Linked DNA regions of Mus musculus: region 1 is linked to region 2. The links are chromatin contacts, found by Hi-C or POLR2A ChIA-PET in ENCODE. All regions are on one chromosome and are shown on one strand. The core of a region is the stretch at or near the end of the contact, and the rest is flanking DNA. Distances in the headings are between cores, read along the strand shown. Region 1 overlaps Clasp1 (CLIP associating protein 1). Region 2 holds the start of Clasp1 (CLIP associating protein 1).

Region 1 (4,631 bases), core at 1,178-3,677, 46 kb before region 2:
AGAAAAAAACCTAATCATTAGATACTGATTTTTTACTCCTTCAAGACAGGGTTTCTTTGTATATTCCTGGCTGTCCTGAAACCTGCTCTGTACACCAGGCTGTCCCCAAACTCGGAGATCTACCTGCCTCTGCCTCCTAAGTGTTGGGATTAAAGGTGTGCACTCCCACACCTGGTTGATTTACTTAAAGCACTGGCTGTACTGCCTATTTGCCAAGCATAACCTCACTTGCTTCCTGGAACAAAATGACCTGAAAAAACAGCTAAAACCCTGGCCACTGCCCTTAACAACCTGCCGACTACCATACACGTGTTGGTAATTCTTACCCACCCCACCTCGTGGTTTTACAACATAGAATGAGAATACAAACTGGACCTGGCATTGAGGCCTTTCAGGAGCATCCTGGCTTCAGTCATCTCCTCTCTTCCACATTGCTACTAGTGCTTATTCCAAAAAGAAAACCATGACACTGACAAACGCAACTTAGACAGTAAAGGGTATATATCTGGCTTACAGTTCCAGGTTACAGTCCATCATTAAGGTAAGTCAAGGCAGAAATTTAACACGTCACATCCAGACAGAGCAGAAAGAAGAAACACAAGTCCTTGCTTTATCTGCTCTCATCAAACTTTCTCCTGTCTAATACAGTCCAGGACACCTGCCTAGGGAAAGGTGCCACTCACAATTCGTTAAGCCCTCAGACATCAATTAACAACCAAGACAATACCCCCACAGACACAACCTATAAGCCAACCAGACCCAGGCAATTCCCCAGCTTTGCTGATTCTAGGTTACATCAAGATGACAATTTTAAAAACAAATCATCAGCCAGTGTGGGAGTGCACGCCTTTAATCCCAGTTCTTGGGAGGCAGAACCATGCGGATCCCTGTGAGTTTGAGGCCAGCCTGGTGTAAATTCCCAGCCATCCAGGGCTGAGAGACCTTGCCTCAAAGGAACAAAGTAATCACACTTCTTTGAGCATTCCCTTTGAAAGAAAAAAAACCAAAGTGGTATTCTTCACAAGCCATAAGATCCTCCCCCTTTGCAAGTAATTTAGATTATATGCAACAGCTGTGTAGCCAGCACTTGCTTATTCTAAAATACTTCAGCATTTAAGAAAGATACTTAGGGGGCTGGAGAGAGGGCTCAGCAGTTAAGAGCACTGATTGTTCTTATGAAGGTCCTGAGTTCAGATCCCAGCAACCACATGGTGGCTTACAATCATCTGTAATGACATCTGACGCCCTCTACTGGTGTGTCTGAAGACAGCTACAGTGTACTTACATACTTACATGTAAATAATAAATAAATCTTTTTTTTAAAAAAAAAAAAAAAGATACTTAGGCCCTTAACAGCTACTCCCCATCACTTCCCAATCCTAGCAAAGCACAATGCACTGCAATTCTTCCTAGGCCACTGCATCACTGAGGAAAGGAGAAAGATGAATGCATTCACTCCTAAGCCACAGGATCCATAAGAAGAACATGCTTCTCTGCCACATGGCTCACTGTGTACTGAGCAATACAGGCTTTTCTGGAATTATTCTCCCACTGGACAGTAAAATCCAAACTAACAGATTTAGCTCACTCTTTCTGCACTGCTAATCAACTCTGAACATTTGGCCACGGCATATTTTACCATCTTCTATCTCAAAATTCTGAACAGAAACCAAAAAAAAAGAAAACTACAGCAATCACACACACACACACACACACACACACACACACACACACACACACACACGTAAACGCTAAGCTAAATGTTAAAATGTAGTAAAAGAAGTAATTAAAATAAATTCACACCAGTATTTGCTCATTTAGCTGGCAAAACTCATCAAAACAGTTCATATACTAAATGCAGACTTTCTATACATATTTAAGTTCAATGTTAACAGCATCCAGATGAACATCTACAGAGTATAAAGCTAAAAAGCTAGACTTACTCAGCAAAGCCTTGGTCCCAATCAAAAGCCATCATTTCTCGTTTTATGTGATTTTTTTTCCTTTTTAGCTTTCACATACTTCTTTCATGAATGCATAGACACAGAACATGCATAGAAAACACATATTTGATGTTTACAGACTCTGTTATTTTCAAGCAATTGTGCTGCAGTTACTGCCAAAAGCCGCACTCCAGTCTGAGGAAAACACCATTACGTCATCAGGAACAAGCAGACAATGAACCATCAATTCTTCCAACCACTTAGAAATGAAAGGTTGTGCCCTCAATCAGTTAAAAAGCCTTCTCTGTCTTATCCTGCGCTCTGACCTCTAACGTCAAAAATCGTGAAGCAAGAAGATTCTCTTTGTGTAGCCGGTGTCCCTTTATTAATGACTCTCAGATAGATGGATTCTGACTCACACCCTCTTCACCGGCAGCCCAGGAAGCCAGACTGCAGGCTGAAAGATGGCAGATGCTATGAAATCCAGTCCCTCCATTCATTTAACTCCCTCCCAACAGGCCTGCTGTTCTTACGCACAGATGCACGTTTCCCTCCTACACTCGGTCTAAGGGGCTGTCAGAACAGAGTGCAGGCCCATACAAAAGACCCTGTGCTTTAAAGGATGTTTGCCCTATTTCCTTGTGGTCATCAAGTCAAAGCTGGTCCCTGTGCTCATAAAGGGTTTTATTTGTTAACAAAGTGTTGGCTGCAAAGTGTAAGAACCTGGTTCAGATCCCCAGTACTCATTAATGTAAGCCCAGGGTTGAGCGGTTAGGACAGAAGAGGATCCACCCGGCTGAGTCAGCAAGCTCCAGGCTCAGTAAGAGATCCTGCCTCAAAAGACAAGGCGGGACTGCAGCGATGGCTCAGTGGTTAAGAGCATCAACTGCTCTTCCAGAGGTCCTGAGTTCAATTCCCAGCAACCACATGGTGGCTCACAACCATCTGTAATGGGATCTGATGCCCTCTTCTGGTGTGTCTGAAGACAGCTACAGTGTACTCATGTACATAAAATAATCTTTTTAAAAAAGCTGGGCATGGTGGTGCATGCCTTTAATCTCAGCACTCGGGAGGCAGAGGCAGGTGGATTTCTGCGTTCGAGGCCAGCATGGTCTATAGAGTGAGTGCCAGGACAGCCAGGGCTACACAGAGAAACCCTGTCTCGAAAAAAAAACAAACAAAAACAAAAAAAAAAAAAAAAGGAAAGATGCTTAAAAAAAAAGACAAGGTGGAATAGTTGAGGAAGACACCTGACTCAACCTCTGGCCTCTACAAAAATGCATGTGCACACACACACACACACACACACACACACACACGTCCATATGCAGGGGATGGAGTGGATTGTTGCTCTTCTATATATCTGATACATTTTTTATAAAAAAATTCTTCCCCCAAATGAATTCCTGCCCATTGCTGTTAACCCAACAGGAAGATCAAGATGTGTTTTAGTTTCCTTACTCCCTACACAAAGAGATTACAAACAGGGACATCCTATCAGTTGCAGGATGGACAACATACTCACTCAAATTCAAACACACTGCCCTAGAGGACACTGCTTTACCTGGAAGAATCTCAGAACTAACTGGCCTATGGGAGGAAGGCAACTGAGGTACTAATACAGACCAAACCCTGCCACACAGGGTAAAGCTCCCACCTGGGCAGTTCTTTTCTCCAGTCTCCTTTCCATCATAAGCAAACTAAACACTTCAGAATTCACTTCTTGGCTTTACTCAAAGCAAAATCATCTTCCTTTTTCCACAGGGCACCCACCTGTTTTACCCAAGCAATGGAAGATCACACAATTTACGGAGCACCACGGTGAGGGAAGGAGAGAGAGTAAGTATGCACTCTAGCATAACAGTTCCCTCCTGGTTTGAAACATCCCATCTAGCAGGTGGCGCCTTTAAGCAGGAAGGTAAACAACTCAAAAATATGTTCAGGAAGTACCTGAAACTGACCAGATTCGCTAGGCCTGTCCCTGCCTGAGTATATAATAAAAGCTGGGAGTCCTTCTCTGACAAAGTAAAGCTGAGCTGCAAAGAAGACTCTCAGAGGAGAAAAGCTAAAAAACTGACACCAGTAGCTGCCTGGAAGATGTTTTAGAGCAGAGTCACTTGGAAAGGTCACTCCCAACCTGTTGAGCTACCTGAAGGCTGAGCAGTGTGCTTCGTGAACTGTCCCATAGCTGGGGTGGGCCGCGGTGATGTAGCTGTCCTTGAGTCGTTTCTGCTCCTGTGAGTAACCCCTCACTCATACTGCTCTAAGTAACTCCAATAAAACTCACTTGTTCACCAAGTTAGACTCTGGTGGCATCTGTACTTTGCTCTCTCATTGGCTCTCTCTCTCTGGGGTGAGTAGATGTGTGTGTTGCGTCTGCCCAGGAAGAGTTTGTTGCACGGCACAGTCTAACTCCAGACTTTCAGGCTCCTAGCTTCTCTATTACAAATTGCCCAGTTCACAGGAATAGAGTCACTTTCACAGAAAACAGCAGAAAAAAAGAAAGAAAGAGTACCAACCAGGAACCGAGGAGTCGAAGTGCTAACAACACAGAGACTCTGTTCTAAGCATCTCAGCAGCACAGGAGCATTGGCCAGCAAGTACAGAATACAAAGCTAGACCAACAAGAGAGAGGTCAGGATTTCAGAGTCATCAGCAAGTTAAGAGTTAAAACACAGCTCCCCAGAG
Region 2 (4,670 bases), core at 1,675-4,174:
AATAGACCTCACTGTTTTAAAGTTTGAAAAGGCTCTTTGTAAAATCATATCACCCCCCCAAAAAAAGTAATAAACATATACAGAAGTGCAAACTCATTTTAAAACATTGAAATAGTAAAAGCTATATCCATAGGCATTCATTCATCCAACTTTTAAGGGTGGTGCAGTTGATATCAAGGCTGCCTTAATCACCCAAATTTACAACCTCATTTCTCCACTTAGACCAGAAAAAAAAAAAACAGTCCAACAAAGGAACAAGTGTTCCCAACCAACATCAGAGTTAGATCCCCAAAGTCTACACTTGAGATGATGCTGGATCTCCTCTCATCCACTATTTCCCCCACATGAACTTCTACCATCCTCTACTTTCATGGGGAAGTGAAGGGGTGAATCTAGATATTCTTCACACAGAGCATGATATTGGGACATATAACCTCTGACATTTAAAATCACTGGTTCACATGGGATTGAACTTTCAGTGATAAGAGTTTCATGGGAGAAAATGTGTCCCGAATCCGTAAGAGGTAAGAGAGTAATTAAATTCAAAGAAGTCAGGCAGGAAATCTGCTCACAGAGCAGCCTGTCCCTAGCTACAACTCATAAAGCAGGGATAGCATCTTGCCAGGTAAGATGTTCCTCTAATTTTGACATGGAGCCAGAATTCAGAAGCCTACAAACAAATTTTCATTAGCATAAGTTGGCACACAAAACACAAGGAGTCCTCATAGCAAGACAGAGAGTTTCAAGGCTTCAGATAAAAAAAAAAAAAAAAAAAAAAAGCAGAAGAAAACAGAAAACAGACTGCCTCAGCTAGCTTTCTTATACAGGCAGGACTGCCTAGGGAGAGTACTGCCCACAGTGGGCTGAGCACTTCCACCTCAACCGCCAAGAAAGACAAGCTTTTACAGACATGGCCACGGGCCAATCTAATCTGGGAAATTCCCAGGTCACAGCTCCCTCTTCTCAGGTTGAAAGGAGGTTGTATCACATTGACAATAAAAACTAACACAGTTACATGTTGCCCATAATAAACAGTGACTTACAGAAACTGAAATTTTGAGTTTTACTGCTACAAGGGTGCAATTAGTCAACTTTACAAAGATGAATGAACAAACAGCTCATTAAAATTTAAGTCTTTCTTAGCAAGTAAAAAAGATAAACAATACTCAGTTCTCTGGGGCGCTGTGTTATTTTCCCTATCTCTACGTCGCTGCATCAATGTTGCCATTCTCGCTCCTACTCCATGAATAAGAAACCGGACCATTCGGTTTAGGATCCCTCATAACAAGAGTTCTATATATGTCATGAATAACAATAAAATTATCATCTCTAAGGCCAGAATTGATACTAGCCTGTGGCACCTGAATCTGGTACAAGGTAGATGCAAAGGCATCGCTCCTGACCCTTCCACATCACTATCTCCCAAAGGACTGGAGCGTCCAAAGCGCTCATTGCCACATCACAAATTAAAGTATCAGGTTTAAAGAACTCACAGGTTCCACCATTAGGTCAGTGTTTCATGAACGGATCCCGGCACAGAAATCCATCCGGATGCGACACACATGCTTTAAGGCTCCAACTAATTGTTCTTTTAATTTAAGAAATAAACACAGTTATTTTTAAAATCTAGATATATTATGTAATGAGATTGACTTTGGAAAACCCCACACTCATCCAAGCAACTCATAAAATGGAAAGCAAGATTCAATCCGCTCCATTGTATCCAACCAGACCAACGTGCAAGATCACACACTCATCTTCGTCAGAGCGGCTCTGCCAATACCGAAGAACAACAAAGGCAAGTTGGAGAGGCTGCACAGGCTTAACTCAGCGCTTGTCCGCTCTTCCCTGCTTCGCAAAGATCCTATATGAGGGGCCCTCCTGGGACAAGGGGACCTTCCGCACCCCGCTGGGCCCCGGCTGCTCCGCTTTTGTCTGGCCCAGGCTGGGGGCACCGGCCGCCCGGCCTGCCTCCCCGACAACCCCTTCTTCCCTCTGAATCTTTCTCCACACCCATCACTCGCCGATGATTAGTTGTAGTGAGGTTTTCTCTCCTGGAGCCCCTTCCCGCTCAGTGTAATCTCGGTTCCTTTCAAAGAGATCCCGGGGCTGCTTTGGCGTCTCCCAAGCCGGCCAGGGGAGACTCCGGGTCAGGAAGGGGCCCCGGGGTGGGGTCTGAAAGAGACAGTCACACAAAGCCAGGCTTGACCCCACAGTCGCCCCACCTCCCCTCTGCAAAGCAGCCTACAATCAGAACTGAAGCCGGAGGCCGCGCGTCCTGGGTCCTCACCCAGATCCCATCCCAGGGCCGCCCCCTCCCCCAAAAGTGCACCCCAGAGCGGCTGACAGCACTGGACACCGTCCCCACCCGGACCCTGCGCCCGCCGCCGCTCGGAAAAGAAGCAGGGCCCTCCAGTGGACTCCATTCTGAGCATTCTTCGTCTTAAACCCGGTACTTACAGTTCTATTATTCACTACTGTTGCGGCTGCGGACCGGACAGCCACCGCCTTCTCCTCCACCCCAATGAGGTTAAGCGCTTGGTGCGGGGATTAAAAAAAAAAAAAAAAAAAATGAAAAACCAAAATGCGCCTGCGCAGAGAGGTCTCCCTGTGTCCTCTTACCGCCACCGGCCGGGCTGAACCATAGAGACTGTAATCTCAGCCCAGAGAGGTGGCTTCCTCTCTATGGTAACGCCCAGCGCTGGGGCCCGCATGAAGTTTCAGGTCCCGCCGCCTTTGCCTTTGACCCGAATGGCGACCCGTAGCATAAAGGTGCTTTAATAAAAAAAGGTGACCAAGGAGAATTTAAGGAATGTTTAGAGCCTTTAAAGGAGAGGAAGCAAAACTCGAGCAAGACTAGGAGAAGGCTGTGCGATAAAAGAGCTAGAGAGGAGTCAGGAGCGCTTCCAGCCGGAACTTCCTTTGATTGTCGAGGTGTTTGATACTTGAATTAAACAATCTTTCACTTCTGGGTTACGGGTGCCCGCTATTTACCGGGCGACTTCAGTGAAAGAAATTGGCCCCCGCGACTTCCCGTAGCTGACAGCGCGTTGGGCTTGTCCTGAATATGCGTACAAGCGCTGCTACCGGAAGCCCAGGTTTTAAACCGTTCTTCGCGCTTTAGCGAGCCAGGGCGCGAGGTGGAGGCTGCTGAGATTGGTGTGAGAGTGTGCCAGTTTCTTTTCTAAGTTCCTTCACAACAACGTCGCCTCGCGTCCCGCGTGGCCTTCAGGTTATATCTGAGGTTTTTGGGCTATGCAGATTGCAGCGCTACTTTCAAGGAGCCTAAGGACGCCCTGTTTTGTCCTTCTACGCCCGTGTGCTACCCAACAGTTTGGATTTGAGAGCTTTTGTGTTGCAGTTGTACACTGGTGAAAATCACTTTTAAAGTGTCGGATTGGCTTCCTCTGTCAAGACTGGGTGTTTATGGGGACTCTTTTGTGCGGGAATGTGTATGTATTGGGAGATGTGTGATAACGCCGTCAGATCTTCCGGACTTGGAAAGGCAAGCCAAAACAATAAAGCCAATCACAGACCTGTGTGGTGCAGAAAAGGTATAGGATTCACATGCAGGACGGGACTCGTGATTGAATATAGAAAAAGTAACATCTTTAAGATGTAAATGCAAGCAAGTTTACTAACCGTGGGTGGAAAACCCTGAAGCGCGTTCTAGAAAGAAATACCGCCGGGTCAAGGGCCGAGCGGAAGTGGGTGGTATGCTGGGAGAACAATGTGTGGAGAGTAGTCAACTGGAAAGGAAAAGAGAAACCCAAGAAAAGTTTGATAAGTTCAATGGGAAGGAATTTGTGCATATTAACAAAAGAAACGTTGTAGCTGGTTTTTATTGTACAGTTCAGTGCACTTACATTGTTAAGTAGCCACTCTTCTGCTTTCTTTTTGTCATACAAAAAATGCACCTGTTAATTTGTAATTCCTCTTTACCTTTAGCTCTGATTACCACCATTCTGCTTTCTATGGATTAAAATACTGAGAGTATTTTGAAAGTGGAGTCATATAGTCTTGGTCTTTTTATTTTTTTTAAGATTTATTTATTCATTATATGTAAGTACACTGTAGCTGTCTCAGACACACCAAAATAGGGCATCAGGTCTCATTATGGATGGTTGTGAGCCACCATGTGGTTGCTAGGAATTGAACTCAGGACCTCTGGAAGAGCAGTCAGTGCTCTTAACCGCTGAACCATCTCTCCAGCCCAGTCTTGGTGTTTTTATAACTGGTTCATTTCACATAGTCTAATAGACTCCAGAGCTGTCAGTGCATGTTGTAGCATGTGTCCAGAGTGCCCTCTTTAAAGCTGAATAATGTGTCAGTACATGCATTCACCACCCTGGCTACTTTCGTCATTTGCTATTCTACACAATGTTGTGAACATGGATATCGGTCTGTCTTTAGGATTCTACTTTTAGGGACACAGGAGATGACTCAAGATGACTGAATAAAGGCACAAGCTGACAAGCCTGGTTACCTGAATTCTGTTCTCCACAATGGAAGGGGAGAACAAGTTATCTGCTCACTTCCACATGGCCATTATGGCCCATAAGCTCAATAAATACTCAACACAAACATAAATAATGAACAAATGAGTGAATGATTTTTTTAAAAGGTCACGTTTAATAGAAAAGTTGGAAACAAAATGAAGATAGCCACAC

Evidence for each region. A loop is a pair of places that touch in the nucleus more often than their neighbours do. ChIA-PET counts read pairs that join two places held with the same protein, here RNA polymerase II (POLR2A).
Region 1: a loop to region 2 is called in a map of left cerebral cortex, with 2.4 times the contacts of the local background. The contact joins the enhancer-like site here to the promoter of Clasp1 in region 2. A Hi-C loop is called at or near these places in 4 of 37 maps with a recorded cell type or tissue (gastrocnemius, heart and left cerebral cortex). POLR2A ChIA-PET finds 5 or more read pairs at or near these places in 2 of 5 experiments (Patski and embryonic stem cell).

The regions. Positions count from the first base shown.
Region 1 is chr1:118,432,937-118,437,567 of GRCm38, reverse strand. All of the region lies in intron 2 of Clasp1 (CLIP associating protein 1), which reads right to left. Among named protein-coding and RNA genes, the nearest start is that of Gm26080, 18 kb to the left of the region's middle. Within about 2 kb of position 2,427, at least 2 of the 3 ENCODE cell types and tissues checked have a DNase peak (open chromatin) inside an H3K27ac peak, as active enhancers do; they include gastrocnemius and left cerebral cortex, where a contact is called at or near this core.
Region 2 is chr1:118,387,312-118,391,981 of GRCm38, reverse strand. It overlaps Clasp1 (CLIP associating protein 1), which reads right to left and starts at 2,924. Exons shown (of 43, transcript NM_001359328.1): 1 at 2,461-2,924.